Regions from separate parts of the Homo sapiens genome. Here region 1 is linked to region 2. Evidence: chromatin loops called from intact Hi-C (ENCODE). Cell type or tissue: mammary epithelial cell. All regions are shown on one strand. Each heading gives the region's core, and the rest is flanking DNA. Links, peaks and the distances in the headings are about the cores only.

Region 1 (4,409 bases), core at 151-4,150, 230 kb before region 2:
TTCTTTTGCTCTGAAAAGCTAAGCAGAATTATCCTTTTCTTTCCTTCTTTTCTAGACTTTTTCCTTGCAGCCTGGGTTTGGGAAAAGAGTAGACATGTAAAGCCAAAACAAAACCCAATGGAGCTCATTGAATCCAGTGGGTATGAAGTTGTCCACAAACTTCATGTTACAGAAATAATGATTTGTTTTAAAGCCATGAGATATTAGGCTGCTTTATCTGCACCATAAAACAATTGAAGCTGAAAGTTTACATTGTCAAACTCTTTGATTACTCTAAAAACCAAAATTGTGGTTGAGTTTTGTCAAAGAAAACCAAAGCTAGACGGTGATAGAAACTGTCTACAGACACAGCTAGAAAGTGTGAAGAATAGATTGTATTTGGTACTATTGCAGTAGGGGGAAAGAGACCTCAGGATAGAATGAGGCTCAATTCTGAATACAATAAAGAAAAGTGGGGTGCATGTGGGATTCATGCCTGTAATTTTAGCACTGGGTGTGCTGGGTTTATACCTGTAGTCCCAGCTACTCAGGAGACTAGATGGAACTAGCAGGAGGATAGCTTGAACCCAGGAGGTCAAGGCTGCAGTGAGCCATAATTATTCTACTTCATTCCAGCTTGGGTGACAGAGGAAGATTCTGTCTCAAAAAAAGAAAAGAAAAGTGAAACTCTATAACCAAGAAGAAAGATCTGAGCATCAGGGGACAGGAAAATTTATTAAGAGAGTAGGTAACTGACCTAACAGGATTCTCATGGAAGGCAGTCCAGTATGATCAGGTATCAATCTGAGGATGGTGGGGCATTAGTAGGGAAGCTGGCCAAATATTGAGGATAATCAGATATCGAGGGTGGGGAATTGTTGCTAAACCAACTTAACAGGATTCTTGCTAAAGTTGTGCTAATATTCTACAATCGTGTGATGTCTTTTGAACATGGAAATACAAAAGTCAAACCTTAGTTGAGAAGAGGAGTCACAGAAGCCTGACTAAAGTTTGCTCAAGGAGAGTCTCTGTCAATTATGAGATACTTTTGTAAGTATAGAATAGTCTTTGTCCCCTAGTACTGCTGTAGAACAGTCTATTGCTTGGAGCAGAATGCATCAAAAATATGCCAAAATATTTAATTGGGCTGAGTAAACATTTGACTATGAATCCAAAATTATACTGTAATAAGAACTTAGATAAAATGGACATAAAAGATAAAGTTTTCTTAATTACTCCTAATTTTAAAAATATCTTTTGAATTTCTAAATATTTTAATGTACTTGCCTAAGACCTTATAACACAGCCTGCTTTATGAGAAGTAAAAAAATAACTGACATGAAACTGAGAGAAGGGACTTCTTTGTATGTTTTATGCTTGACAGTCCCCTTCCATGTGACACATCCATTTCATTTTTCATACAGAAATGATGTGTTTTCCCTTGAGGGAATATTTCCTGTGAATGATCAGTCAAGAAGAGGACAGCTTGAAGTCTGCTGCTGGTCTTTGAGTATAAGTTGGTGGATGATGGAAATTCTTAATTAAAGCAAAAGAAAAAAAAAAACCATGATTTAGAAAATATTGTTCTGAGGAAATAAGAAAAACAGGAGACGGAATTTCAATAATCCCCCACCCATCTATAACAAGAAGTGCTATAATGTTCAAAAGGAAAGGAAAAAAAAACACAAAAACTTTAAAAATAACCCTCATGCTTTCACAATCTTAAATTATGAGTTTAGGTTATAATTTACTAACATTATGATGAGAATAATTTATATATCATTTCTAAACATTTATTCTATGTCTATGAAAATAGATGATAATTACTATTTTAAGGTTTTTCTTGTAATTATATGAGAACATCCATCTGAAAATATCTTGTAAAAAGTACCCAATATTAATTTACTTAAATTTTTTTCTTCACTTATCTGCTTTAATATTTTCTTATATGTTATCATAAGTTGTGCCATATTACCAGAAGTTGCATGCTTTTATATAAACTAAACAATTTGTAATATAGACCACATACAGTGAAGATATTTTTAGGCCTATTTTTTAGCCTTCTTGTATATTTTTTGAGCAATTTACTTAGATTCTCAAGCTTTAGTTTCCTACACATTTTAAGCTATTAAATAATTGATTTAGGAGTTAAGAAATTACTTAGGCAGATAGTGAGGGTATGGGAGTCCTCAGTAAGGTTTTCCTTTTTAATGAATAGCAGCCTCAAAATCATTTTCTAACAAACAGCAGCCTGTAAAATCGAGCTGCAGCAATAGATGAGCAAGATGGAAGCTTACAGGGGTGAATAAGAGCAGGAAAAAGCTACTTGGGACTAGACAAGTTCAAAATGGCAGCTCCATCTTCCCTTCCCTTTGCCAGCCACGTATACAGTAAGGAGCAGACAAGATGGCACCTGTCAAGTGGAAAGCCTATTTGCATAATAAGATTAGGGAGGGGTGGCCAGCCTTCCCCATCCTATGGAAATGTCACACCTGATAGAGCCAATCTGTGGGCCCTAGAACCAATCTGTGGGCCCTACATAAATCAGACACTGCCTCCTCAAGCCTGACTATAAAATCTGGCGAACTCTGCCACTGGCTGGCCTTTCCTTTCAGAAACCACTAGAGGGAGAGCTGTTCTCCTCTCTCTTTCTTTCGCCTATTAAACCTCTGTTCCTAAACTCCTCCTAAGTGTTGGTGTCCTAAATCTTCCTGGCACCAGACAACGAACCTTGGGTATTTACCTCAGACAATGAAGCTGTTTCACAATGACAAAATAATGAACTCTAATATGGGTATAAAGTAGAAAATAATCAGTTGAATAACTAAAAGTTACCAAATATTTAGTTTTGCAAATAAAATATTTTCACAAAGATGGAAATTAAATCTAACACAAGTTAGTGAAGGTAAGGAGAAAAAATGCAAGGAACGCTATTTTAATAAATAATGCAAATTAGTCTGTTAATTCTTAAAAATAAAATGTTAAAAACACAAAGTCTCAGTAATATTTTAAGTTATAAGAAGCAAATTAAAAGCTATATGTGTGTGTATGTATGTATATATGACAAATAAAAATATAGTAAAAGGTATACTCTCAATATTAATCAATAAGAATGTGAATCAGCAATTTTAATATCAGTGAAAACGTAATTTGAGGAATAATCACCATGGACATCATAAGGTAAACTTCCTCTCCAGGAGAAAAAACTGGTTGACTTAAAAAAATACTAATCTTGGAACACATTTGCACTAAATGTGATACATAGGTTACATAACAGAAAGCTCACCTGTTTAAAGTATACAATTCAACCAAATCCTATATAATATAGCAAAAGCTATTTTAAACTTTAAAAAGGAAGTTTATAGCAGTAAATGCTTATATCAAGAAAAAAGGAAGACCTCAAATAAACAACCTAACATTGCACCTCAAGTAAGTGGAAAAACAAGAATAAACTAAGCCCAAAGTTAGTAAACTGAAGGAAATAATTTAGATTACAGAAGAAATAAGTGAAATGGAGATTACAAAAAACACAAAAGATCAACAAAACAAGGAAATTCAATGAAATCCAAAAGAAAGTTAAAATCTTATATATTTTAATTATACTATAAGTTCTAGGGTACATGTGCACAACGTGCAGGTTTGTTACATATGTATACATGGGCCATATTGGTGTGCTGCACCCTTTAACTCATCATTTACATTAGGGTCTAACACCAATAAACCAAACAAATTATTTATGATTTTAAAGCCAACATAGCCGTATTAAGAAAGAACCAGACAGAATTTATGGAATTGAAAAACTCACAACAGAAATTTCAAAATACAACTGGAAGCCTAAACAGACTAGGTCAAGCAGAAGAAAGAATTTCAGAGCTCAAACACTCAACCTTCAAATTAACCCAGTCAGACAAAAATAAAGAAAAAATAACAAAAAATAATGAACAAATCCTTCAAGATATGGTATTCTATAAAGCAACCAAATCTATGGCTTACTGACATTTCTGAGAAAAAAGGAGAGTAAGTAAGCAACTTGGAAAACATATTTAAGGATATAATTTAGCAAAATTTTTCCAATCTTGCTAGAGAGTTTAACATACAGATGCAAGAAATCCAGGTAACTTCTGTGAAATACTATACAAGATGACCATCCCCAAGGCTCATGGTAATCAATCCAAGGTCAACACAAAAGAATAAATCTTAACGGTAGCTAGAGAAAAGGGTCTTATTACCTATAAAAGGAAACTTAGCAGACTAACAGCAGACTTCTCAGCAGAAATCTTGCAAGCCAGAAGAGACTGGGAGCCCAGTTTTAAACAAAAGAACTACCACGCAAAGATTTCATGTCTCACCAAGCTAAGTTGCAAAGAAGAAGTAAAATCTTTAGCAAATAAGCAATCACTAATGGAATTCATCACCAAATGACTGACCCT
Region 2 (4,409 bases), core at 116-4,115:
AACAGAGAGGAATAATAACGATTACATTTTTTAAATACATATATTTAAAAATGAACTTAAGTAAGCCCAATGGTTTGAACTTTAGGCCACTCATTCAAGTTTTGAAATGGCCACAGGGCATTACTGCAGAAACTGAAATAAACTTTGTGCTGTCTTGAAAGTATCTGAAGGTAGTGACAGAAGAATGCCAAAATAGAATAAAGGAAAATAAAATAAGAATTATATATGATTAATATTGCCAAGTTTTAGTTACTTTTATTCCACATTTACGCAATAAAAACTAACTTAATCAAAACCCATCTCATTTTAACTTGATCATTGTGTGCAATATTTCTGCCAAGCCCTCAGTGAGCGAGCTACCAAAACAAAAACATTTAAAATGTAATATTATATTTTAATATACATTGCTTTCCTGAAGGTTTCTTCAGAAATGAAGAACAATGTCTATTAATGATAAAAGCATGTTTTTTTCACTTGTTAATTTGAGATAAAATAAATTTAGACACATTCTTATTAAAATTCAAGCACAATATTTATCAGGAGAGTCACACAAATATATAAATTATTTTTATTTGTTGAATCATATACTGCTAAACCCTCAAAATAATCCTAATTTTTAATCACATCATGCCACAACTTTTATTTTAGTTGACCTTTGGCTGAAGTGGTTAGGTTTGTGAATATGCTTGTCTATGGAAAAGATGAAAAAAATTAAAATCCATGATGAAAATGCTAAAGATGCTATTCTATTAAAGTATTTAATAGACGAGCAAAGGAATAAAAATAATCCTTTACTCTAGAATGTATTAGGAATCCTAAAATAACAAAAAAGATTTTTTGTTATACATTTTATTTTATTCTTGAAAATAATATAAATAAACATTTTAAGGAATTTTTACTGGCAAATGAAAAAATACCTCTCATTAAGATTAGATTTCACATTACACAAGAATTTCAAACATTTAAAATTCTGTATGAACATATCTGTGAAACAATTAAAATTAATGTGGAGCTAATGGATTACGAATTTTAGGTCATGTGTCAAATTGAGAAATAATTCAAAGAGAGTGGAAGAGTTAAAAAATATGAAATTCATTTTTAGCGTTGACAATGTTCTACCAGGAAAAGTTAGCCTGACTCTTACTTTCTTTTCCATAGCGTGTCTTGCCTGTGTACCTACAAAGCCACACTTGTGTGTTGTGTGCAATACGAAAATGCCACAAGGTCAATCATATTCTTTGAAAGTAAGACTCCAATATTTTTGTGGTGTTGGATATTGAAACAATAATAGAACATTAAAAGAATTCCAAACTTCTTATCATGTACATGCTGAAGTAGTAGGTTTCACACAGCAGATGTTTTTCTTTCATTTTATGAATAATTGTATTATACATGGTACAATATAATACATGTACATTATACATGTACATAGTATAAAGAATATATAGAATATGTAAATATAGTATTTACATATAGAAAAATGTATTATATATTTTTCTACAATTATTTGAAAATAAGAAATTTAACAAATGTTTCCCTAACCTTTTAATCTTCCTGAGAGTTTGTTTCATTTTCTTAAATTTAGATGGGTGAGAATTATTTCTTCTATTATTTACTGTTTTATAATCCTAGCAACCCTCAGGTCCCAATAGCCTCAGTCCTATGCACAGAATAAAGCTGTATTAGTAAAGAATTGAGAAATTATTTGGATGTGGAAAAAGGACTGAAAAAAGCAAAAACTTAAAACTGCCAAGCACATATGCCTTGCCTACTGATAATATTGAAAGTATTAGTCAGTCTTCTACCACCATCTGGTGGTAATCTGTGGTATGAGCCAAAGAAGATAATTCTGGTGTTAAGGTACAAATAAATTTCAATTTACAAGCATATTTTAAATGGATTATTTAACTTGATGATTATGGAAATGTTAGATTTTTCTACCTCAAATGTTATTCTTATTTTTAAGTTTCAGAAAGTGGGACAAAAGATGTTCTTATTTTTGGGAGGTTTAACCGACAGTAATATATATTGGATAAACTAATAGCATTCACATTGTCCAAATAATAATTGTTTTTTCAATTCATTTGAAACATATCTAAGTTAATAAACTCTGTATGATTGGGAAATCATTTATTAAGGTAAAGGCTCTCTTAAAATAAGGTGTGTTTGTTTGATTTGTTTTATTGTTATTATGAGAGTTTTGAAACATAATACAATAGGCTACTAACTAAATATATGTAGAATATATAGTAAAATTTAACATGAAGAAAATACTGCTTTTAATTTATTATTAACCTTCTCTAGTGGGGCGTCATTTATAACAAATGGATTGTAAATATTATGCAGCAGTCATATGATAATAGCATCTTATTGTCTGATTCCTTGCAACTCTAAGTCAAACAAGAGTTGAGAAAACATAAATATAAAATTCAAACTTCTCAATGGTATTTTTTTAGCTGTAAAAGATCTTCTCCCTTTGCTCCTCACTGGTCAGCTTCCCAGGTAACAATTTTTCTTGAGAAAATGTGTATAGATCATAAAGGGAGAGAGGAGAGGCATGAATAACCTACTTTTTTTGTTTAGTGTTTTCAGAGTCTTCACTGGCCTCTCTGACATGGTTTGTCTGTGTCTCCACCCAAATATCATCTTGACTTGTAGCTCCCGTAATCCCCAAATGTCATGGGAGAGACCGGTGGGAGATAATTGAATCATGGGGGCGATTTCTCCCATATTGTTCTCATGGTAGTGAATAAGTCTCATGAAATCTGCTGGTTTTATAAATGGAAGTATCCCTGCACAAGCTCTCTTGCAGACTGCCATGGAAGATGTGACTTTGCTCCTCATTCGCCTTTCACAGTGATTGTGAAGCCTCCCCACCCATGTGGAACTGTAAGTCAATTAAACTGTTTTCCTATATAAATTACCCAGTGTTGGGTATGTCTTTATTAGCAGCATGGTAACAGACTAATACAATAAATTGGTACCTGTAAAGTGGGGTGCTGCTGTAAAGATACCCAAAAATGTGGAGGCAACTTTGGAACTGGGTAACAGGCAGAGGTTGGAGCAGTTTGGAGGGCTCAGAAGAAGACAGAAAAATGTGGGAAATTTTGGAACTCCCAAGAGATGTGTTGAATGGCTTAGACCAAAATGCTGATAATGATATGGACAATGAAATCCGGGTTGAAGTGGTCTCAGACGGAGATGAGGAACTTGTTGGAAACTGGAGCAAAGGTGACTCTTGTTATGCTTCAGCAAAAAGACTTCTGACATTTTGTCGCTGCCCTAGAGACTTATGGAAATTAGAACTTGAGAGAGTTGATTTAGGGCATCTGGCAAAAGAAATTTCTAAGCAGCAAAGCATTCAAAATGTGACTTGGGTGCTATTAAAAGTACTCAGTTATATATATTCCCAAATATATGGTTTGGAATTGTAACTTATGTTTACAAGGGAAGTAGAGCATAAAGTTAAAAAAATTTGCAGCCTGATGATGCGATATAAAAGAAAAACCCATTTTCTGAGGAGAAATTCAACCAGACTGCATAAATCTGCATAAGTAGCAAGGAGCCTAATGATAATCACCAAGACAATGGGGAAAATGTCTCCAGGGCATGTCAGAGACCTTCATACCAGGCCCTCTCTTCACAGACCAAGAGGCCTAGGAGAAAAAAAAAGGTTTAGCGGACACATTCCAGGGTCTCCCTGCTCTGTGCAGCCTAAGGACTTGGTGCCTGCATCTCAGCTGCTTCAGCCATAGCTAATAGGGGCCGAGATACAGCTCAGGCCATGGCTTCAAAGGGTGTGAGCCCCAAGCCTTGTCAGCTTCCATATGGTATTGAGCCTGAAGGTGCACAGAAGTCAAGAACTGAGGTTAGGGAACCTCCACCTAGATTTCAGAGGATGTATGGAAACACCTGGATGTCTAGGCAGAAGTTTGCTGCAGGGGCAGGGCCCTAGTGGAAAACCTCTCCTAGGGCAGTGCAGAAGGGAAATGTGGGGTTGGAGCTTCCACACAGAGTCCCCACTAGGGCACTGCCTAGTGGAGCTGTGAGAAGAGAGCCACTGTCCTCCAGACCCCAGAATGGTAGATTCACTGACAGCTTGCACCGTGTGCCTGGAAAAGCCACAGACACTCAATGCCAGCCAGTGAAATCAGCCAGGAGGGGAACTGTGCCCTGCAAAGCCACAGGGGCAGAGCTGCCCAAGGCCATGGCAGCCCCTCTCTTGCATCAGTGTGCCTTGGATGTGAGACATAGTGTAAAAGGAGATCATTTTAGAGATTTAAGATTTGACTGCCCCACTGGAATTCAGACTTTTATGGGGCCTGTAGCCCCTTCGTTTTGGCCAATCTATTTCGGTATTGACTCAATGCCTTACCCCCATTGTATCTAGGAAGTAACTAACTTGCTTT

Evidence for each region. Peaks named below come from ENCODE experiments on the same cell type or tissue, not always from the same donor. Only the 100,000 strongest peaks of a DNase experiment are listed, where the experiment ranks them.
Region 1: it touches region 2 in a loop (13-fold over the local background); 15 of 110 quality-filtered maps call a loop at or near these places.

Annotation. Positions count from the first base shown.
Region 1 is chr13:70,337,403-70,341,811 of GRCh38, forward strand. No RefSeq gene overlaps it. Among named protein-coding and RNA genes, the nearest start is that of KLHL1, 230 kb to the left of the region's middle. In mammary epithelial cell, for the core only: a CTCF peak has its summit at 2,600 (motif pointing right); no DNase peak of the experiment used is centred there.
Region 2 is chr13:70,566,956-70,571,364 of GRCh38, forward strand. No RefSeq gene overlaps it. Among named protein-coding and RNA genes, the nearest start is that of LINC00348, 450 kb to the right of the region's middle. In mammary epithelial cell, for the core only: a CTCF peak has its summit at 1,815 (motif pointing left); no DNase peak of the experiment used is centred there; H3K27me3 peaks cover 61 bases.